Linked DNA regions of Homo sapiens: all the other regions are linked to region 3. A link is a loop called in an ENCODE intact Hi-C map of the cell type or tissue named here. Cell type or tissue: endothelial cell of umbilical vein. All regions are shown on one strand.

Region 1 (8,000 bases), 51 kb after region 3:
CGGCCAGCCGCCCCGTCCGGGAGGGAGGTGGGGGGGGTCAGCCCCCTGCCCGGCCAGCCGCCCCGTCCGGGAGGTGAGGGGCGCCTCTGCCCGGCCGCCCCTACTGGGAAGTGAGGAGCCCCTCTGCCAGGCCACCACCCCGTCTGGGAGGTGTGCCCAACAGCTCATTGAGAACGGGCCAGGATGACAATGGCGGCTTTGTGGAATAGAAAGGGGGGAAAGGTGGGGAAAAGATTGAGAAATCGGATGGTTGCCGTGTCTGTGTAGAAAGAAGTAGACATGGGAGACTTCATTTTGTTCTGTACTAAGAGAAATTCTTCTGCCTTGGGATCCTGTTATCTGTGACCTTACCCCCAACCCTGTGCTCTCTGAAACATGTCCTCTGTCCACTCAGGGTTAAATGGATTAAGGGCGGTGCAAGATGTGCTTTGTTAAACAGATGCTTGAAGGCAGCATGCTCGTTAAGAGTCATCACCACTCCCTAATCTCAAGTACCCAGGGACACAAACACTGCGGAAGGCCGCAGGGTCCTCTGCCTGGGAAAACCAGAGACCTTTGTTCACTTGTTTATCTGCTGACCTTCCCTCCACTATTGTCCTATGACCCTGCCAAATCCCCCTCTGCGAGAAACACCCAAGAATGATCAATAAAAAATTAAAAAAAACTGATCCCTCTCATATACTGCTGGTGAAAATGTAGAATAGATAGTCACTGCGGAAAGCAGGTTGGGTGTTGCTTATAAAACTAAACATGCACTTACATAACCTAATAGCTACACTCTTGGGTGTTTATCCCAGAGAAGTAAACACTTAGGTGCTCACAAAAAAATCTGTACATGAATGTTCTTAGCAGCTTTATTTTTACAGTCCCAAACTGCAAACAACCCAAATGTCCTTCAATGGGTGAATGGTTAAATAAGCTCTGGTGCATACTATGGGATACTATTCAGCAATAAAAAGGAGTGAACTATTTATAACAACTTGAATGGATCCCAAGGCATTATCTCAAAAGGTTATATATAGTATAATTCCATTTATATAACATTCTGGAAATGACAAAATTAAAGAGATGGAGAACAAACAAGTATTTATTAGTGGCCAGGGAACAGTGGAGGGATGGGTACACCTATAAAGGGGCAGCATAAGGGAAGATCTTTTGTTTGATGGAACAATTCTGTATCCTGATTATTGTGGTCGTTACATATACCATACGTGAGACTAAATTGCAATGAACTACACACACACACACATTAGTGTGTGTACAAAATGATTAAAACTGAACAAGCCATATAGTCTAACTTAACAACAATGTACCAATTTTAATAAATTGGTTTTGATATAACTGTATAAGATGTCACCATTAAGGGAGCTGAGTGAAGGGTACATAAAATTTCTTCATGTGGAAGTAGACTCTTGTGAGTCTATAATTATAATTATTTCAAATGTAAGTAAAAGAAAAAACAAAAGATCCCAAGCAGCTTTTTAGCTCATTCATATGTAGAAATCTATAAACAGCAGAGGAGGACAACATTCCTCCTTTTATGGGGTTGTCATTTCCCCCAAGTTACTCACCCTAGCAGCAGAACAGAGACTAGATCTCATGCCACCAAACTCAAAATGCAATCCTCTGTCACACCTTTTATAGTGGGATAAAATGAAGAAGCAAATGCATTAACATATCCATAATCTTGGGCTTTCAGTAAAGCCATTCCCCCAGTGACAAGTCCTTGGGATTCCTGATCCAAATGAACAGGGCCTTGAACACATCTAGACACGGAGCCACTTTTAACTCTGCCTGGAAAGGTCAGGGGAGGCTTCCCGCATTCAGGGAAATTTGAGCCGAGTTTGAATGTTGGGTAAGAGGTCACCTGGCAAACCTGGAAGGAAAGAGCAATCCAGGAAGCTGCAGGCCTGGACAGCATCCCAGTCTTGGAGCACTACAGGATGAGGACGGGGGCTGTGTGACAGTACAGGTACCCGTTGGGGAGAGCCAATATGAGCCTGGAATGAAGTGGGTACCAGGTCCAAAAAGTCCCTGGTGCCATCTGACAGGTGGTAACTCTCAAAGCTCAAAGATAGACACCCACTATGCTCACCAATGACAGGGAGTCTCTTAACACTTCTCTTTATATTTTAAGATGCCTACATTATATTTCTCTTCCTCACATGAATGTCTTTTGCTAGTTAACATAAACAAGATGTCATGGTTCTCCCAATAAGTATAATAATGTGATGCTTTTGTCAGTTGTTTTTTCTGTCTAAGCAAAGCAGGGATTCTATGTAAAGCAAGTAAAATTAAGCTAGTGATGATGGATATCAAAATCACTACTCTAAATAATACACAAATTATAAAGGAATCTCAAGAGCAGGTTGAATCAGAAAAAAATACGCTCTGAGTATGTGCCTTCTCAATGCTGGTCTACACTCTCAAAATAAACGTAGGTCATGTTTTAAGTTAGTAAATGTGGGGAAAAATAAAATGTACAGAGGCTGAGTAAAAATACAGACGCGTCCTACCAAAAGGAACCAATAATTCTTGACTTAAATTTAACAACTTTGTTCACTGTGGCAGTAAAATATTAATGGCATTGCAAAGTTGAATTTGCGTGGGCAGTAATTCACAGTCTCTGGAACAGAGTCTTTATTTTATGTCAAGTCATTACCTCAGTAAAAGTTACCAAAAATAAATCCATTTGACTTCCAGTATTTTAGACAATAAATAGGGTCATTTCTCACAATGGTCAAGTTGGCATAGAAATACGGAGGCTGATAATAGTGAAAACCTACGTGACATAAAGGAAATGGCCGGCCGTATGCCATAAATATGTCTTAAAACTAACAAATGTGATCCTGCTTCTTGTAGTTTTTGAGGGGTCTTCTGTTCTTTGAAATAATCTAAAACTCACAGCATGAGATACATGCTGCTCACTAGATGAGATCAGCTCTCCATTCAGCACTTGAGATTGTTTTAAAAGCGCTGTGGCCCATAACTAATAAATCACTCCATGGTGACTACAGTGTCAAGTATATGCAGCCATGTGATTCCCTGTGTACCTGGGAAGGGCAAAAGGAGGCAAGCAATTCAGCCAGGATACGGGGATGCCAACACAAAAACTCCAGGGTAGATCCTTCACCCGTATGTGAAACTTAGTTGCCCTTGGTTTTATAGGACAAGGAGAGAGGAAACCAACTATTTTCTCATACAATAAACCATGGGCTCCTTAAGGGTGCCCATGTCTTATTTCTCCTCATATCCCCAGCCCCAAAGACAATACCTCTCAATAAATGTTTTTTGACTAAATGAATCAAAGATAGAGTGAATGTATGCATGCATTGTACAATGCAGGAAACAGCTAAAATGTGATACATACATTATTTATTCACTTTTTTTGTTACAACATATTTATCAGGTGCCTATAATGAACCAAAAATCATGTCAGCTAATGAGAAAGAGAAAAAAAAATCATATGGCATAGTCTCTGCCCTTAAAGATGTAATAGGAGAGACAGACATGAACACTAATGACACAAAAAAGGAGGAAGGGAAAAGCACAAAGTGGGGTTGTAACACACTTCATGGTTTCAAACTGAACTATTGGTATGGGGGGAGGAGGAGATGCTTTTAAATTCTATCCCTAGAAAGACGCCAGTGTCCTACAGGGAAAATATGCAGGGTCTGGAGGCAGAAGACTAAGTCAGACAGAAGAAAAAAGGGATCCCTTCATACAAGCATCATCATTGTGAGCCTGAAAGGCTTTCAAAAATCTCATTTCGGGCAGATTTATTAATATCTGCATTGAAGGCAAGGATGAAACGAGCATGGGGTGGGAGTTTGGCAGCCCTTAGACCATTAGGAAAACAGTGGACTGCCACAAAGGTTACTTCTCACTTTGATAGGATCTCATAAATCCATGTAAACTGGCCCCCTACTTTAGAGCCGGAGGACATTTTCTCTGTGGTTGCTTAGTCTTAACTACAGGGATTGCTGAAGAGGTTTAAGTCACACTGTTTCAAAGGCACAGTTCTGCTTGAATTTAGGTTCATCACAGTTAATGAAGCAGAAACGAATCCTTTTGCCATCTCAAAAGGATGTCTAGGTATCACAAACAAAAGAGTGGAAATTAACCAGGAAAAATCTGGGATAAAAACAGGACATTTGGTCATCCCAGCCTTGTGGCAGCTCACACAAAGGATGCAATGTTAAAAATAGCATCAACAACATTCACACAGAGATGATATCTAGAAACAACACAAAGATTGATGGCATGCCTGCCCTGAAAGGACCTTAAAACAGGAAGCTATATAGAGACCAGGCATGCATACACACAAGCAAGGCAGTTAAGCAAATGCTTTAATAGAAAAAAGGGGCGGGGGGAGGTGGGGAAAGGCCTTTGGTCTTGCTATTTCACCTCCATTCAATATCCTTGGTTATTGGATATTGAAAGTATCCAATACAGAAAGTAGGAGGGAACATGGGACACATGCAAAAAGGTTATTAAAGGATGGGCAGAATACTCTCTGGCCTTACAGAATTTACTCCTGGTTTAAACTTCTACTTGGGCACCTGGCCCACAGCTTGACAGACCCACTTTCGCTGCAGGATTCATTAAGCAAGGAAGCTCCTACAGGCCAGTCTTTACTCTTTGTCAGGAATTCTAAGTGTCACTCCTGAATTTCAACTGACAATGGACAGAAGTGAAATGGATGAATCCAGAGACTGGTATTCAGGGCTCTTAAAATTTAGAATCTCAAATTCCAGGATGACCAACTGCCTCTAAATTCCACAAGAATTTTCTACTTCTCTAATATTGAAGTCCTTCTGAGACTTCTAGGTCTTCATTCCAACCCAAATCCCAGAATAGGGATACAGGTCATACCGCATCTCTCTAGTGTTTTGAGGAGAGGTGACAGGCTATACTGATGGAGGCCATGTGGGTGCCTGCGGGAGCTTCTGAGACCTTCAAATGCAGAAACATTTTGCAGGGATAGTTCTTCCTAGCCAGAGAGAAACCAAAATAGAGTCCAGGGCTGATCGAGAGAGAATTTACTGTTCCACTCCACAAATGTTCTTATTATGAGCTTTTTCATATAAATGAGCACACTTTCCTGCTTAATCTTTTATTTAGGCTCTTTGATTTTACACCTCTTTGCCTGAATGAAAAAAAGTATGCTATAAAAAGGCTGCTTGGCCCAGGTATGGCAGCTCATGCCTGTAATCCCAGCACTTTGGCAGGCCGAGGCGGGTGTATCACTTGAACTAAGGAGTTTGAGACTAGCCTGGGGGACATGGTGACACCCGTCTCTCCTAAAATAGCCGGGCATGGTGGCGTGCACCTGTAGTCCTCGCTACTTGAGGGCTGAGGCAGGAAGATTGCTTGAACCTGGGAGGTCAAGGTTACAGTGAGCCGAGATGGCACCACTAAACTCTAGTCTGGGTGCCAAAGTGAGACCCTGTCTCAAAAAAAATACGTAAATAGAAAATTTTAAAAATTAAAAAATAAAATGGCTCTTTGGATGTACGGTTATAAAGGACAAAGACTGCTTCTTTGGAAGAGTGCTGTATACAGGTAGGTGGTTATTAAGTGAACCAGTGTTTCTCAAACTGTGAGTTATCTCACATTAAGGCTTCCTCAAATGGTTTGTGAAATAATTTTTTTTTAACAGACTGGAATGGAATGGAGTGGGATGGAATGAAATAGAATGGAAAACAAAATACTGGAGTGTACCACATGTTGTCAGATTAGCTATTATTTGGTAAAACTTGTGCCATGGTAGGAGGCCAGAATGATGTCAATTTGACATTTAGAAAAATGTAAATGCAATGTTCATATTACTTTGAATACTTCACTGCATTACAATGCTTCAGAATCGTTTCAATTGTAATTAGACTAAGTCTCAGAGTCCATAATTTATAGAGTTAAGACAGATTAACAAACAGGGTGGAGCTTTCACTACAATAGCAACACTCTTCCTCCCTGAGGCTCGGAAAGCCAGCAGTGACACCAACAGCTTGCGAGAGGTAAACACCCTATGCCAAACCATCAAAAACCCTATACATCTCAATCTCTTCCACAAGCATCTGATTTCAATATGGCAGGTTGACCCAATAAACTGTGGAAGGTATAAAAAGTGTTTTTACTTATGTCTTTAAATAACTCTAAAAGTGTAAACTTAATGGCTGGGCACGGTGGCTCACGCCTGTAATCCCAGCACTTTGGGAGGCCAAGGCGGGCGGAACACAAGGTCAGGAGATCGAGACCATGCGGGCTAACATGGTGTAACGCCGTCTCTACTAAAAATACAAAAAAAATCAGCTAGGTGTGGTGACAGGCAAGTCCCAGCTACTCAGGAGGCTGAGGCAGGAGAATGGCGTGAACCCGGAAGGCAGAGCTTGCAGTGAGCTGAGATTGCGCCACTGCACTCCAGCCTGGGCGACAGAGCGAGACTCCATCTCAAATAAAGAAAGAAAGAAACAAACAAACTTAATAAAATATCTAAGACCAGAAAAATAAGGAAGTGGATTCTAAAATTATAAGTATATCAAGGTGGGTTTCAAAGTGCCACAATGCATTATCCTATTTAATAAGAAAACGCTATGCTTCAATGAGGCATATTCCATTTCTCAGAATAAAAATAATACATCATAATAAAACACATTTACTTCAGTAATTTCCTTAACCAGTATTCACCTATGATTGCTATAAAATTTATTTCACCATTAAAACATATATGTGTGTGTGTGTGTATATATATGTATACACCAAAAAAAACCCCACAATTTTTTGTTTAATCAATAAAGTCCTTTCTGTATAATTTACTATTTCTAAATCCTTAGTTTAATTTTGCCTTAAGGCATAATTTGTTTTAACTGAGACATAATTATCTGATTGTGGCTCTTTAATTCTTTTATATTACTAAATTGAAAGTTGGTATATTTTTCAAGTAAATATGATTAAGGCTTATTGATAAATATAGATTGAATTTTAAGTCATTTTAAAATAGTTAAAACCATGGAAATAAATAGCTTTTCATTAATATATTTACGCTTTACCTTTTTAGTCTTATGTTTTTGTCAAAACTAAGCATCTATCTATTCTTACTTCTTCTCATTATACTTCCCTGATGCAGTACCATACACACTGTAGGTACTTGAGAAAAAAAAATATTTTCTGAATGGAAAGACTACATAAGACATGATAAATTTATTCCAATACCCAATTATAGTCTAACTTATTTATTAAATTTTATTCCCTAAAGCAAATTCTTATTAGCTATATAATCTATCTCCTTTAATCAACAGAAAGCCATCAATCCAAGCATTCAGTATTACATCCACTTGACTATCCTGCCGCCTTGATTAAGCTGCCTGTAGACTGCTGTGCAAGGAATTAAATACCATCTAGAATAGAAATTCAAACACCAGAAACTTTGAAGAAAAAAAAAAGGTAACCAATAGCTTTTTCTATTTCTTTTTTCCAAGAGTTCCATAAAATTGTTATCAGTCCTCTCACCAAAAAAAAAAAATTGAACCAGTACAAATTACCCCGAAGTTTAATGATAAAAAATTGAATTTTGTTGCTTTCCTGGTGGAATATCTGAAAGGCCAACAGAAAATAATAAGAGAAACCAACCCTTATTGATTTCCTTCCACATTCTTCCTAATTCCAGGCCACCTGCCCCAAATGATAATCTAAATCTTCAGCCAAGCTGAGAAAACCAAGTATTTGGCAACCATCAAGAGCTAATCAGATTTTTCCTGTGTCATACACCAGTGCCATGGGTTGAAAGGGGAATTATTTGGGCCAATTTCCAAAGATGCAGTGAAAATTAAATACCCTCTCAGAAGTTTTGGCCTCAGTGTGGCTTATAACCCAAATCAATAGCTTGTAAAATTTCAAAGCTCTGAAGACAATAAAAACAAAAAGAATGAAACCGGTTTCATTTTATAGCTAATATGTTTTAATATCAAAAGAAACATAGAAACTATGAAGGACTAGCAACA
Region 2 (8,000 bases), 93 kb before region 3:
GGCAGGAGGAGGGTTAACATGCTGCTGAGCCAAGACGAAACACCCATTAGTTACAGCATGGTCCTCAAACACAACAGATAAGTATGCGTGACTTGTAAGCATTTCACTACACTAGACAAAAAGTAGAAAGATTTGCAAAAGAACTGAAAACATCTTTGTATTGACTTCCTGGTGCCTGGGCGTTGAGGGCCCACTGGAGAGTATCATGTTATTCTTAGACAGGTAGTGTCTCAGTACTGTACTGAGGGCATGGTCACCTCAGCTCTCAAGTCTTTTTACTCTCTCTAAATTAATCCTGGAACATCCTGTTCTTACAAAATCAAGCAAGTATGAGGAGTGCCATGGAAACCAGAAAATTAGCAGGAAGACTGGAAGCCAAGATTTCCTGTACCTACCAATCGGTAGAGCTCAGTAATGCTGATGTCTTCCGGATCCACCATTGCGTACTCTTTCCTAGGCACCAGGTCCAGTCCCAGTTGTCTAGAAAACAAATTGCAAAAGTTTGGGGGAAAAGTTACCTCCATGAAATATGTTAAAAACAATTGGTTTTTTACTATATCACTTGGAAATTAGGTATATCACCCACCATGCTTCTCTCACCTTGTATGACTTGTTACCACAGTTGGGGTAGACAATATAACTCCGCTGGACACTGGGCAAAACTTAAAACATAGAAGGTGAGAAAGACAAGCAAATCCAGGAGGGATGGGTTGGCACTCTCAGTGGAGTGCTCCTGCCACTGGGGGCCTTAGCACCACATGGTGTGGAGCCTTCAGCGCCCTTCAAATTATCACGAGAAGGCCTTCCACACTGGAGTGAATGGAAACTAGAGCTAGACATCATTTGGTTCTAGAAATTGGAGTTGAGGGGAAGGAAATTTGGTCTTTAGAATTTGACCTAGCACCAGTATACCTAGCTGTGCCCAGAGTCAACATGTTTCTTATATGAATCTCTGGCAACTTGTGCATGGTCCTTATTTACAGCAAATTCTGAGGTCAGTCGTTAGGAGAAACTCAGTAAAGGCAGGAAATGGAAATGGGGGAAGAGTTTTGGGCCTGGGCTGGCAGAATAGTTTAACCCTTTATGTCAGATTTCATTGTGGCTGACATGTGGCTTGCTGTGCTGAGAAGTATTCTAAGGTTATATCCAGCCTCAGAGGTATCAAGTATGGTAACTGACTTGTGATGTCTTCCCATCAACAGAGGAACACGAGTCTAACTCTATTCTGGTTAGCTTCCCTCTAGCGACCTTCCTAGCATGATCCCCTCCAGGGCACCCACGGTACAATGCTGACACCAATGCCACACAGTTCTGTTCATCTCCTTAACCCTCCATGATCATCTCAAAGGCTACACAACGCCTGTGTAATGCCCTATCGATCAAGGCCGAGATGATACCCTCTTCTCTAGCAGAGCCCCCTCAACCACCACATCCAAGGCCGAATGCTCAGTTCTCTGAGGATCACTTGTTCTAAATCCTTTTCACATCACCACTCTTTCTAACACAGAAGGCTTCTGGCATCACACTTCCAATTATAGAACCACAGCTTTCTTACTTTCGTATTTTAAAAAAATCTGAAATTCTTCCATGCCCTCCCCCAAAATCTCATTAAGGTTTCATAAGTAAAATTTATTAATTCAGCACCTACTTCAAGCCAGGCACTGCCCCAGCCACCCTGAGGGCTATTTGTTCTTAAGAAGATTAGAAAGCTGTCACCTCCTTGACAGTAGGAGCTGTCTTTCAGATAGTAAAACAGTTTCTCAATTTTCCTAAATGATGTTTCTCTTTGGGAAACCTAGAAAAAAATTCACACACCCATTATTTAATGTTAGTTGAATTTTTAACTCACAATAAACACTGTGATTTGTTTTCAAAATGTCCATGTTCCCCCTTGCTACATCTCACCAGGGATTCTGATAGGGTCTGTTTTCCATTCTCCATTCCCTTCTGAAAGAGAACCACCGTACTACAGTGTAAGTCAGCATCTGACACTGGGTCAATATTGCTGATGAAGATCATTTAGCAAATGAAAGAGGGCATATAACCACTGTGATACTTGTCTTACTCATAGCTCCTTCTATGAGAAGCTGCTCTATCCACTTTCTCTGCTGGGAGTGGTGGTGGCAGACAAGGTAGTCATCTGACCATCTCCCCTTCCTGAGCCACACCTGATTGTACCATGGGTAAGCACCTGACCTAAGGACAAATAACCCAAAGACTGGCCAGCAGCTTATGAGAGGCTGGTATAAAATGCTCAGCCCAAACAGGAATATTAGACATTGGCTGTCAATAAGATTCCTTCCTTGAGAATCTGAACTTGGAAATTCAGACATCAGTCACATGCAGGAGGAAGATAAGATACGTGAAGACAGGTGACCTACATGGCTGCAGAATGAGTGCAGAAATTCTGCAGCCTCAGAAACCTGTAATCTACAAGCCTTTTTCTCCCATAGTCTTGATTGTTCAGCTTCTGTTAGCTTCCTGGCGTCCTGGTTATGTGAAGAGTCTTATTTATTTCTATTTGGTTTTGTTAATTCCTAGGTACATCTTCCCATGGTTTGAGGTTTCCTAGCCCACAGAGTAGAATCAAGGAAGTGCCTTACAAAGAATAAGGAGAAATGAGGCAAGTAGGGAAGAGAGAGGATGAGAGGAGATCACACAGGGAGAGCGTCATGTTTTCTATCAACTCAGTCACTAAACTACTCTGTGACACCAAGAAGAAAGGATTAACTGATTGCCTCCTCCCACATAGTATTAGCAGAAAAGTCAAAGAACATCGTGTTGTAGGACTGTATGGGCAACAGAAACATGTACCATTATTTTAGTGCTGTCTGAGGTTCCCAGGCAAGAACAATTCTTTTGCTGGCCCTGTTAGGAAATGAGATTAATGATCTCTTCTTCCTAAGCTTCCCACATCAAGAGGGCTTCTCTTCACTACTCTTCAACAGTTTGATATACAACGTGAGATGGAACACATTCTTAATTTATGTTCATCCAGAGATTTATGTGCTGGCAGCTTATTTTGCAGGACAATTTCATCTGGTTTAATAGGCAAGAGATTATCTTAATTTGCTTTCCATGAGCACTATTCAATAAGAAAACAAATGTATACTTAAAGGAATAAGGTAAATTCATAATCTCTGTACTGTAAGTTATTTTAAAATAAACAGTCAAAGAATTTCAAAGAAAACGGAATCATAGCTCAGAAAATTCATGAAGTTGAAGATGATCTAAATAAATTATACTGCTCATTTTCATGCATCAATGTTTTACCAACTTATCATAAATTAGCCACAGAACTGCCCAAAGTACAAGCCAGAACTTACGTAAGTCAAAAACTGAGTCATGATTCAGTCATAATTAATGTTTTTCCTTCCTTCCCCTTTTCATTCTGCCATCATTTTCTTTCATAAAACTGAAGAAGTATCATTTTCTTGCCTGATCTACATTCCTGTGTTATTTTGGATAAGCTAACTTCCTCCAACTTTCTTCCTATTTACAAACTAGTCCTTTAAATGAGGACCAGCATAATGACTAAGACCCAAAATAATTCAGAGTCCTCAAAGGTTTTTCAAAACAATAAAGAAATAAATATTAGGCAGCATAGGTTTCGCTCCAACGGACCCCTCCCACTCCACAATAATGGAGATTCGAGATAATCTCCTGTGAAATTCATTCCCACGGCAGGATAGGAAGTTCCCTGTAAATGGCTGGCAAGTCTAATCTGTTAGGAGGTGCTGTGTGTTTTAAATGTCATCCTGGAGCTGAAAGCGCCCTTGTGCTTTTTCTAGTTCAACTTCCTCCTTCAACAGATGAGGAACTGACATGAAGAGGGTTAAGGAATTTGCTTCAGGTCCTAAGAAAGCAGAGCTCCCAGTCCTGTGCTCTTGCTGCCCCTCCACATTTGTACCTGTTTTATTTCTCACAGGAATGAATCTTCTAGAGATAAATGAATTGGGCTCTTCTATTCATTGTCTGTAAAAAGATGAATGGCACATCCTATTCAACAAAATACCGGAAGTCCTCTGAGTGAGATGGAGGTTTAAAAATCTGTTAGTAGGTCTGGGTATTCACATTCAGAGTGTGCAACATCTTGGGAAGAATCAAACCTGGCTTCTGACAAAGTGATTTCCTATGGTAATGGGAAGTGGCATTCTGCTTCAAATTGGTTTTTCCACATTCAGTAAGAGGCAAATTTACCCATGGTTCACTTCCTGTCATTTTCTTCATTTCTGTCTGCTTTCCTTTTTTTTCTGTTGCCCTAAGATCCTCTGAAGGTCCAAATAGCAAATGGGGATTTGGAGAAAGGAAAGGAAGGGAGGATAGGGCCATGTGGGTTATTAAGGAACCATGTCACTGCTTTAAACCTAAACCTCACGCAACCCTAGGGTCTCAGTCAAAGGTGGCTTATTCTAATTTCTCACTTCTATGTTAATATTCACGTTTAGTAAAATATCAGCCTCGGTCAGAGCTTTCAGTGATTAGATTTACCATTTTAGTACCTGGCTGGTATTTTAAATTAGTCACTTATGGTTTTGTTTAAAAATAAATCTCGGTCAAGAACAGCTTTTTACTGAGTTCTCTCAAGCAGCTCCTCAAAGTAGCTAATGTGTATGTACAGGACTAATCACAGCAATAATAAAAGGCCCCACCAGTGCACCTGTCATAAGACTTTTCACAGAAGCTGTTAACATTAGTGTCTCCCTCCGGATTACACTGGTGACCTATTACCATGACATGGAAAAGATATATTTTAAAAGCAAATCCACATGCCAAACCTAAAGCCTATTTGAGAACAAGATCCATTTTAGTCAGACGCCACATCTAGTTCATTGCTGTGAACATTTCATTTTCCATGAGCATGTCCACACCATCAAGCCACATACGATACTAGACAACAAACGACATTTCAGTGCCTACACCAGCTTGAGAAGAAATGGTTCTCGGCTCTATCAATGCCAGTTCGCACTAAGCCTCCAAAAACAGGAAACATGAAAAAGCCCATAGGATTGCTTCCAGTGACATTACCACGTTCTGGCTCAGGCCTATGTCACTTCCATTGTGTTCACCTACTAGAGGCCGCCCTGTGATGCTCAATACTCACTCATTGCCCCAGTCAAGCCGGGCAGTAATGTGGCGCTTCACGTCCTTCATCCGGTCGTGGGTGAGGTGGCCCACCAGCACCTGCCGCCTCAGGTCCAGGATTTCATTCATGATGTGCCACAGCCGGTGGAAGAGATCGCCTTCATTACGCTAAGAAATATACAAATGTGGAGATTTGGCAGTCAGTACCTATACTGAGTTGTGGGGTAACCAAAAAGGAAAGGGAAGAGGCCCATTCTGGTTACCCACTATGTGCTTGCCACTCTGGACAGATGTCCGTGAACAGACAAACTGTTCGCTCACTATCCTCAAACACACTCGCTGCCTTCTCTATATGCTTCATCTAAGTTTCACAACACTGCTCTCATGTCCAGAAATGCAACTTTACTTCTCACGTGCTCCTTTTATTTATTTATTTTTTAAACACTACTCAAATGCTACTATCCAAGAAGACTCGGCTTGACTTCCACCTCCATCAGGAAATCTTCCCTGATCACTTTTGCTCACATTCTTTTCTCCCTTCTCTGTGCCATGGCTGCATGCAACTAAAGCTGATGAAATGGAAGACATTGCTTTCCAATTATATTTCTTGCACATTGGTCTCAATACTTTATTGGATCCCCTATCAGAAGTTGGGCACAAAATTCATTCATTGATGGATATGCACTGCTATTATCGGGCCAGTATTTAGACTTTTAAAAAGGTAATGCTTTCTTCCTTACTTTTAAAACAATCATGGAGATTCAAGATAATCTCCTGTGGAATTCATTTAAGCTCTGTGGTTTACTGGAAAGAAGACAAGTTAAAATCCTGGTTTTGTCACTTACTAGTGGTACAGACTTTAAGTACCAATTTTGTCATCTGTACATGGGCAGCACATTCTTTCTGCAAGGCTGTTTTATGGATTAGTGGTAGCAACTGTGCAGAGAGCACTACAGCACAGTGGCAGAGAATACCAACTTATTTAGAGCCAAACAACTTCAATCTGAATTTCAGTTTTGCCATTTACTGGCTGAAAAAGCTTTGACAATTCATTAACATTTTTGTGCTTGTTTTTTTCATCTGTAAAACGGGTATTATAGTACCTACTTCTCAGGGTTGTTGTGAGGATTAATGAGTTATTAAAACTCTGAGAATGATGCCTGGCCCAGAAAAAATATGTAAGTATTAGCTGTTATTAGTACTAGAGTACTGTTATTGCTTTGGGCTTGGTCCAGAATGAGCCCTCTACAAATACTGTTTCTTCCCCAAAACCAAAATATATATCCCTTACCCCAGAGACAATAGAGTAAATCTTATCTAAGTCTTTACCCTTTGTCTTTCTTAACCAGCAGCTATGCTTTTACTTTCTACAAAAATTATGAGTGGACCTCATGAGTAGTGATATGAAAGTACTGAGGTTATCATCCATCTAAAGTCTTCTACAGCTGTAAGCTGCCAGAAATATCAAATTCTGGGTGATGGGTAAAGACATTCTGTCATCACGTATTTTTTATTTTAAAAAGTAGTGACGTGTTATCTGCTTTTTCGGTACTTGGTGTCTTGAATTTTTCACATGATGTGCAGGTCAGACAAATTTGCCAGAGGAACAAAAAGCATTCTCCAGGATGCCATCCCTGATCCTCCTCAATATAAATCATCTTGCTTCTCTCTCAACTCCGAAGGCACTCTATTGAGCCCATTCTTCTATTGCTTCTCACTCTTAACTCATGTTATACACTCCCATACAAGCCATTACAAGGCCACTGTAACACAATACTCTTGTAATTAACTGCTCAATGTCCATGTCCTCCCTGTGGCTGTAAGTGCCCAATCACATGGCTGTCTGCCTGTGTATCCCTAACAGCCGGAGAATGCATGAATGAATAGCTTGATTTACACATGTTAATTTTTGTGGATCTCAAGAGGTAGATTCTGTACAGGCGATACAAACACTTGAGGAAGTCAGTGTAGGAAGGAAAAGTCCACCCAAGTCAATAAAATTATATAAGCAAGTTATTAAACAAGTCAAATCTCATGTAGCAAAGAAGAGACACAGCGCCTTTTTGAACTGATTGTCACAGGGAGAAAGTCACCTGCCTGCTCTTGGGAAAGGCGTTCTGTAGTTGTTTAGTAGGATGGACTTGATTTTCTGTGATGTCATCTCTAGTACTTAAGTTTAAGAGAACACTAATAAGAAAAGGTTGCAGGATCCCTTATAAAGCTGAAAATCAGTTGGTCAGCTCTCCATTAAGGGAAGAAAACCCAGGTGTGGCAAGAATGCTGACATACTGCAGGCCTGGCCAGCAAACCTACTCTACTAGTGTAAGAAAAAGTTCTAAAACTGAACATCTGGTCATAAAATCATGATTCTTTAAACACTGGATAGTTATGAAGGCTATTCAGATATATGAAAAATGCTTTTGATTTAATGCTAAATGAAAACAGTTAGGGTACAATATTAAACACTTGGAATAAAACAATATCAAGAGATTCTGGAAACATAAAAAAACAGCAAAAGTTAATTGAGAGTATTTTAGTGTTTTAGAAAGCGATGAGCTTTTATTTGCCTTAAAATGAAAACAGTACAGGTTTTGGCAGCAGCAGACTTAGATTTAGATTCAGGCTTCAGCATGAGACCCTAGGTAAATTATCATTGATAAGATTCAAGAATAAAAAGTGCCTGGCGCTGGGCGAGGTGGCTCATGCCTGTAATCCCAGCACTTTGGGAGGCCGAAGTGGGCGGATCATGAGGTCAGGAGATCGAGACCATCCTGGCTAACACAGTGAAACCCCGTCTCTACTAAAAATACAAAAAAATTAGCCAGGCGTGATGGTGGTAGCTGTAGTCCCAGCTACTCGGGAGGCTGAGGCAGGAGAATGGCGTGAACCCAGAAGGCGGAGCTTGCAGTGAGCCA
Region 3 (8,000 bases):
CCCTAAAGCAGTACACTTTTCTAATAAAAGTAACCTTTTGGATAAATCTTTGCTCCACCCCAGCATGGACAATTACGTGGTAAATTAAGTTATCCAAAAAGGAAAAATGCTATAAAAGTTAGCCCAACATCATACTAGCAAAAAACACAACATAGCTGGGCTCCTTCTGAACATTAAAGACAAAAATAGAATAGTATTTACATTAACTACTATGGGAAAGACATCATATAAAATGAAACCCAATTTAGAACATTTTTCATTTTATACTTTTTATACTACAAAAATATTTTAAATATTTATAGAAACTAACGTCTTTTAAAGATATATTATTTATAAAACAAAATTACGCATCATTTCTACAGTGTGCTTAAGAGTGATGGAATACGTATTTAGAAAAAGTCACTAATACATCATTCATACGCATTCCAAAGTGAGTTGTGGTATCATGCATTATAAAATCATGTTTTAAACCATAGTGTGTAATAGATTACCTTCACAGAGCACCTATGATTTATTAATATGTGCGTGTGTGTGTTTTTTAACATGCCAGTTATTTAAATACAGTATCATGGCAATATTCTAGGCTGAATGTTGATGCTAGAAAGCACTGGATAATACAGCACTTGTAATTTTCTGAATAATGCTCTCAAATTTTTATAAAATGTTATTCATTCTAATAAAAATTATAATCAGTAAACTTATCAGTTAATAGGTTTGCTAAAAATATAATAAATTTAATGTATAAAAGGTAGCTAAGACACATCAAAGCGGTCCCAGAAAGAGAATAATAAGTGTTGATCACTTTGTGTTTTGTATTTATTAGAAATACAAGCCTAAGTGAGTAAAATTCTATTATATTTATTAAATGTATTGGCATAGATATTAATTACACTAATTATTGATAATGATGAAAATACAGAAAATTGTTCTCTACTAAATGGTATACTGATACATGAATCAATTCAATATACATAAATTCATCAAATTTCTCATAAAATTTTAGAACTATCAGGTGCATGAATAAGATTTTATCTCTCATGTTTTTTTAAATGTTAGAAGATGCTTAATTAGTTTACATCTAAATCTGAGCTTTCCTTGAAAACAAACACAAAGAAGCCTCTTTTGTCTCACTACACTCTACCCCATTTCTCTCAATACATTCTGCTCCCAGCTACGTCCAAGACAACTAGAGCTGTCATTTTTTATATGAAATACAAATGGTTTACAATTCCCCCAGGTAAATACTTTTTCCTATTATTAACTCTCTTGATTACCAAGAACAAGGTATTATAAGTCTTATTATTTTGGAAACAAACTTTACCAAAGCTACAGCTACAGGCATGGCACATAGAGAGACGATTTAGGAAAAAAAATATTTAACTAGGCAGGATCACTGTGGAATATCAAAGGAAGGTGATTTAAGAGTTTGTCGAGTTTAAGGGAGAGAAATGTTGTAACACAGCTCCAACCTTCTTCCCCAAAGCTGAAATGGTCAAACAATATAGACATGCTGATGTCAATCCCTTGGACATCTACTCAAGCCAACTGGGAAGAAAGCAGAGGCATAGGAACGTCTGGAGATGAGAAACAGGAGGGAGCTCACTCACTTATACACGTATCTCCTGCAGAGTCTGGGTCTCTGCTCCAAACATAGACCAGTACTGCCTTTTTGATATATTATAAAGAAATATAAAATACGGCCGGGTGCGGTGGCTCACACCTGTAATCCTAGCAATTTGGGAGGTCGAGGCAGGTGGATCACATGAGGCCAGGAGTTCGAGACCAGTCTGGGTAACATGGCAAAACTCCGTCTCTACTAAAAATACAAAAAATTAGCCGGGTATGGTGGCATGCGCCTGTAATCCCAGCTACTCGGGAAACTGAGGCAAGAGAATCGTTTTAACCTAGGGGGCAAAGATTGCAGTGAGCTGAGATTGTGCCACTGCACTTCAGCCTGGGCAACAGAGCGAGACTCTGTCTCACACAAACAAACAAAAATAAATATGTAAGAATGATAGCAGGCAGGAAGAATAAGGTAAAATGAGACAATTTCTAAAAGTTATACAAATACAAGTGAATTCCTGCACATCTGTTTAAAAAAGCAAACTGTGCATGTGGAAATTGAGGGAGACTTTGCTTACCTGCATTTAGTACAGATAAGAACCTGGAAGTTTCACCTGACTAAAAGGTCAACCTGAGCCAACTGTATTATGTAAAAGTACATTCCCCATTCAAAAACTAGAACGAAACAAAACTCAGCTAATCCATGGGTCACTATTGGCAATATAACTTTAGTACCAAGGCCATTAAAAATCCTGCTGTACTCTACTTGTAAATTATATGATCTATGAAGTATACTTTTAAATTTTGGCCATAACATATTTCAGGGCACTGACAAGCCACAACAAGCTGAGAGTTGAATGAGGACAGGAAAGGGTCTAGAGACCCTGTACTAAAAGAAATGGTAGAAGGAATTGGGAACTTTAAAACTATGAAAGCTCTGGTACTTTAAGAGTTGACAAAGAGATGTGGTTATGGTTAAGCTAATCAACTACTCTGTGCTTTAGTTTCTTATTTTGTAGAATGGAAATCAGAAAAGCACCTCCCTCACATGCTGTTATAAAGAGTAAACAAATTAAATCCAATAAAATAATGCACATAACTGGTTACAGCAAGCACTGGTTATCATTAATAACATCATCTTCATTATTTTCTACAGCCCCCAGAGGGCAGACTTAGGAACAATGGGTAGAAGTTAAAGAAAAACAGATTTTGGCTGAATAATGGGTATAAATCTTACTTTCCTATTTCAGATTCCATCTCTTCATTTTTAATGTAATATAGCTGAAGTTATTTCTGATAGGTCAGCTTTTAAATTCCTATGGTTCCTTAGTTATCTAAATTAATTTCTATTAGAGGAACTAAAGTTAGAAAAATTTAAAAAAATACATTATTTTCATTCAAAAAAGAATCAGTATTCTAATTTACCTATCAGGTAAATATGGATTATTAGATTTTCTTAAAAGGAGGGTTGCCAGACAAAATATAGGATGCCAAGCTAAATATAAATTTTAGATTAAATAATGAATGAGTTTTTAGTATATATATGTCATAAACATTTCATGGGACCTACTTATACTAAAAATCTATTTGTTGTTTACCTGAAATTAAATTTTAACTGGGTATCCTATAATTTATTCGCTAACTTTAGCAACCCTATGTAAAAGGATAAATGTTAACAAAACTCAAGTAATTTAAAAAAGTTTTTACATAAACAAAATTTTGAGCTTCCTTTTTCATGTAGGATGATTTCTTGCATTGATAGAGAAATGTTACATATCTGCCAGTTTTTGTTTAAACAACATTTCAGAAATTCTTCTTTCCTGACACGTCATTTAGTCATGTCTCAGATTTCCTGTGCCAGCTTAAGTTGCTCAAGAAGAGGTTATGGTTGGCTACGCACTTGTGACAATGTGCAGAAACATCACTTCCCATTTGGCTAAAGGCAGACAGACCTTATGGTAGACTTTTGTTTTCACCTCTGTTAGATGTGGATGACACAGCTCCTTCGTTCAACGCATATTTACACAATGGGTATATCCAAATACGTAAGACAACCACTGTCAAAGAAAACATCTTATGTCATTTTCCTCAGGCTCTACAAATACAGCCACTGTCACCTGAATGCTGTGAACTAGCAACTGGATGCAGACAGCAAGATATTTTGATGTTTCAATAATATTTACACTTATGTCACTAAACACTTGTGTAGATTTGTGGGGTATGAGGAATGAAAATAGACTTAAATAATTGTTCCATCTGCTCAACAATATAAAAGAAATTGTTAAAAGACATGAACAACTGTCGAGGTACATTTCTAGAGGGTCCGCCAAGTAGCCCACAGGCCACGGATAGGAGGCTGACATCTGAGAAGACAAGAAGGATGAGCCAGCAACAAAAATACTGAGACAGGAAGGCGGGTAGTGGTGCAAAAAGCCCATGAAAAAAGAATCGAAACAGGAAGAAGGAACCCGCAGTCAGACAGGAATGCGAATCCTGTGGGCAATTCAAGGAAGTAGTGAGGTTTGGAGGAGACACACAGAATGCAGGCAAGCATGACTCCGTTTCCACATGACAGCTACTTCTCAGGGCTCTAAGACACTATTTCACATGGAAACAAGACAATCCATGTGAAGATATCCCTAACACCACCAACTTTTTAGGAGAAGCTGGTTATTACAGTCACAAATCAGGGTGGCTTTCATCCCAGACTCAGGGTGAGGACAGAGTCCTTGAGGGAAGCCTGACACGAAAAGTGCAGATGAACACTCATTATGTCCCACAGAGCAGGTCAAGGAGACAAAACAAGAACATGAAGAACCACTCTCAAGTGGGATTCTTCTAGAAAGATCCCAGGAGGAAAGTCACTATGTCTTAAAGGTCTTGCAACTTATTTTTATCCCTTTCTTATTTTACGTACTTTGTCAGTTATCTCAAATGTTTTGTAGACAGAAAAATAAACAAATCTTGGTAGTTCCAGTGCCCGTCAATACTCCACACACAGCTGATGTTTAATAAATGCTGATTAAATTAAATAATTTATTTGTAGCTGTTCTCTTGAAGGGGTCAAAAAGAAAGATGGTAAATTGGATCTGGGGCTCAAGAATAAAAAGAGGGAAAACTATCTAAGGTATCACAGTATAAAATGTGAAGACCAAAAGAGGAAGATCACAGAGTAATGCGCAAGATCTCCTAGTGCTCATGAGTCCAGAGACAGACTTGGGTTGGGGCCCTGCTCTGCCTCTTACCAGCTCTGTGACAAATTGGGCAAGTCACTGAAGGTTCTCCCAGCCTCAGAATACTCATGTGACAAATGGATGTCATCAGAGTACCTACGCTGGAGAGGCGTGGGGAATTACATGACATTATACATGTAGAGTTCTTAGCTCCGCACCTGTCATGGAATAGACACATAGTAAATGGTAGGAAGGGTAGATGCAGAGGGAACAGTAGTAATGAAATATTGAACCTGAAAAACTTTTTAAAAATTTGTGTCATGACTGGAGAGGAAATCTATGTTAATGCAATCATGCTTAGTGAAATCTCAAATACACAGTTAACCCTGAGAGTCTCATACATTATTGTAATGTCAGTAGAGGAAACAACAGCCATCACCATGCCCCCATTTGTGGGTCTGAACAATTAGCAGCAAGCCAGGTAGGAAGTTGGTAATTTCACAGGAAAGCCAGAGAAAAAAAGGAAGAATGGCTAGAAATAGCGGGGGTGGTTGCTGTGGTACAAAATCTACCTTCCCTACTCCTTTACTGGGGGATAATAGGATTGGCAACCCATAGGCACGCTGGGATTTCCCAGCAAATCAAATAAATTTCGTAATTGTTGTTCGCTACAAAATTATTTTTCTCTTCCTGTAAGAAACCGGAAAAGCCTACAGAGAATGTATTGTTAATATTAAACCCTCGACTAAAGGAGATGTAGAGGTATTTATGGATAGTAGTCAACTCACTCTCTCTCCTCAGATTACATTACACTTAACGATTTAAGGCTTATAGTTTACTATATAGAAAAAGAGAAAGGAGAGAGAAATACTAATCACCACAGTACTTGCTGAGACATTTTATATCAGAAACAACTGAGATTGGTAGTGCTATTCATGTATCTGAAAAATATATAATTTTTTAAACTTGGTAAAATCCTACCCATATGACTTAGCTAGAAATAAATTTTAAATTAAAGTATCATTTATTCTAGAATGTATTTAAATAAAAACCACTTTATTACTTTTAATGTATTATGGAGATGGTCAATTTAAAGTCCACTGGGTCTACTTTTTGAATAGATTAAGCACACTTGAAATTAGCACTAATTATAATTAGCATTAATTGTAGCCCCAAATAAATATTCTAATTTTAATAATGTACTTCTTTTCAGAGGGTTCACAACATAAATTTTATAAATAATCCCTTTATCCATAAATTGCACTAAGGTAAAGTAAATTTCAATGTAGTTTAGGCAGATTAATTATGAATTAGGAATCAGTAGAATTTTTTATTAATATGATCTTAACATAGTTGAAAATAATTTTATTTGATATGTGAATACCATCACAATTGCCTCAGGCTCTCACATCTATCATCTCCATTGGTTTTACATAAAAGTACCTAGAGATTAGGTAATTTTCCCCTAGTTGTTCTGTGAGTTGGTTATAGATATAAGATTAGAATATAAAATATAGAATTAATAGTATAACGTATGACCCAGTTACTATAACATAATGAATTAACCTCTGTTTCCTAGAAGTTTTTATCTTTACATGTTGAGCTTAACCCCTCATACCCAGAAGTCAAATTTCTGGCAACATCTCTAATTCTTTTTGGAACAAAATGATTAAGGTAAATAAAATAAAATAAAATAAAAGGCCACCAAACATCCAAAATAGCTATGAAAACAAAGCTTCACTCCCCAGAAGGCCTTAAAATCTTCATGTAGAATTTATCTTTACCTGAACACAATTTTTAAAAGACATGGTTTTCCGTGGCACAGAATGAACAAGATGAAAAGTCAGAACTGATGGCAGGGATATTAAAGATATGAATAATAACTACATATAGTATGGAACCTTGTTAGAGGATCATACCAAAGGCTTAGTTTAGTACGGTAAATTAGATTGGTATTTGGCAAATAATCACTTTTCCCTAACCACCTCATGGAATAAGTATACTTCCCTGCTCTGCTGTTAGGCTTAGTGATTGACTTACTTTGACCAACGGAATGGAATCAGATGTGATTCCAGTTGACAGCTGAAGTGCGCTTGCACAGTTGGGCTAACACTCTTGTACTCCTACCACGACCATAGGAATAGCTTCGCTGGTTTGCTTCCTTCAGACTGGGCCCTCAAAATAAACATTTCTGGAACAGACCTAAGCTTAATCCACAGTGAGGACCTAAACCCAGACAGGCCTGCAGCATGAAGTAGAGTCATGCCGTCAGGCCTGGCCCAGAACATGCCCAGCCAATCTCTATCACAGAGAGTGAGAATGAATGAAAATTAGTTTAAGCCACTGAGTTGTGGAATTGATTTTTATGGAGCAACAGCTGACTGATGCAATCATAAAGAAAAAGTGAAAAGATGTTTAAATTGCTTCCGCTTAAAACCATTACATTTCAGTACAATTTATATCAGCAGCTACTAAAATATTTGAATGTTTAGTGTTTGAATTTCAGCTGACTAGAAAATTTCATTTATACAGAGAGCATCCCAAAGCCACTACTTAGCAGCATGATACATGGATCTTAGAAGTTGTGTGTCCAGCAAAAGGGAATGAGCATTTTCTTTAAATAAAGTCTGCTTAGCTTTGCTGAACAGTTCTACCAGACCCTCAGTTAATATACTTTCATCTGAGGTTTCATGCTGCTGACTAGCAATAAGAAACAGTCACATGATGCTTGGGCTGAGAAAATGTTTCAGTTCCCACAAATAGAGCAATGCAGGAAATTTCAAGACATGCATAATGAAAACGAAAGAAAATCCTTGTTTTCTTAGAAAATCTCCCTTCATGTTTGTACAGAGTGAAGTAACAGATATCCAGATTTAATGCCAAATCACAGTGACATGACTTGTTACCATTGTTATGCTACCATTACAAGGCACTTCCCGTGTGACCGGCTTTCTGCTGGGTGTTTTCACCATTATCACTTCAAGTTAACCACACAACTATTCCAAAAGGAAGGTATTATTACCATGTATGTGTACTTTAGAAAATGAAAAAACTAAAACATACAGAACATAAGTTACTTGGCCAAGTTGTATGGCTTGGAAGTGGTCAAGCAGGAATTTGGAGCGAGGGCTGTCTGACTTCAGAACAGTGCTCTTACTATATCCCATTCTATGAGAAAATTGTTCTAGTATATTCACTTCAACATCAGAAACTGCCACACAGATCATATCACAAAGCCATCTTCTAATCTTTTCTCCTCAAAAT

Evidence for each region. Peaks named below come from ENCODE experiments on the same cell type or tissue, not always from the same donor. Only the 100,000 strongest peaks of a DNase experiment are listed, where the experiment ranks them.
Region 1: a loop joins it to region 3, with 6 times the contacts of the local background. A loop is called at or near these places in 4 of 110 quality-filtered maps.
Region 2: a loop joins it to region 3, with 7 times the contacts of the local background. A loop is called at or near these places in 6 of 110 quality-filtered maps.

The regions. Positions count from the first base shown.
Region 1 is chr7:112,128,264-112,136,263 of GRCh38, forward strand. All of the region lies in intron 1 of DOCK4 (dedicator of cytokinesis 4), which reads right to left. Among named protein-coding and RNA genes, the nearest start is that of DOCK4, 74 kb to the right of the region's middle. RefSeq lists an enhancer at 1-218. In endothelial cell of umbilical vein, no CTCF peak of the experiment used is centred here; DNase peaks (open chromatin) are centred at 1,898, 2,848 and 4,188; H3K27ac peaks cover 1,993 bases.
Region 2 is chr7:111,983,911-111,991,910 of GRCh38, forward strand. It overlaps DOCK4 (dedicator of cytokinesis 4), which reads right to left. Exons shown (of 53, transcript NM_001363540.2): 6 at 5,105-5,253; 7 at 396-480. Among named protein-coding and RNA genes, the nearest start is that of DOCK4-AS1, 180 kb to the left of the region's middle. In endothelial cell of umbilical vein, no CTCF peak of the experiment used is centred here; a DNase peak (open chromatin) is centred at 3,621; H3K27ac peaks cover 1,899 bases.
Region 3 is chr7:112,077,146-112,085,145 of GRCh38, forward strand. The region is part of intron 1 of DOCK4 (dedicator of cytokinesis 4); the gene reads right to left. Among named protein-coding and RNA genes, the nearest start is that of DOCK4, 130 kb to the right of the region's middle. RefSeq lists enhancers at 3,370-3,419, 7,344-7,443. In endothelial cell of umbilical vein, no CTCF peak of the experiment used is centred here; DNase peaks (open chromatin) are centred at 3,516, 4,086 and 7,556; H3K27ac peaks cover 4,585 bases.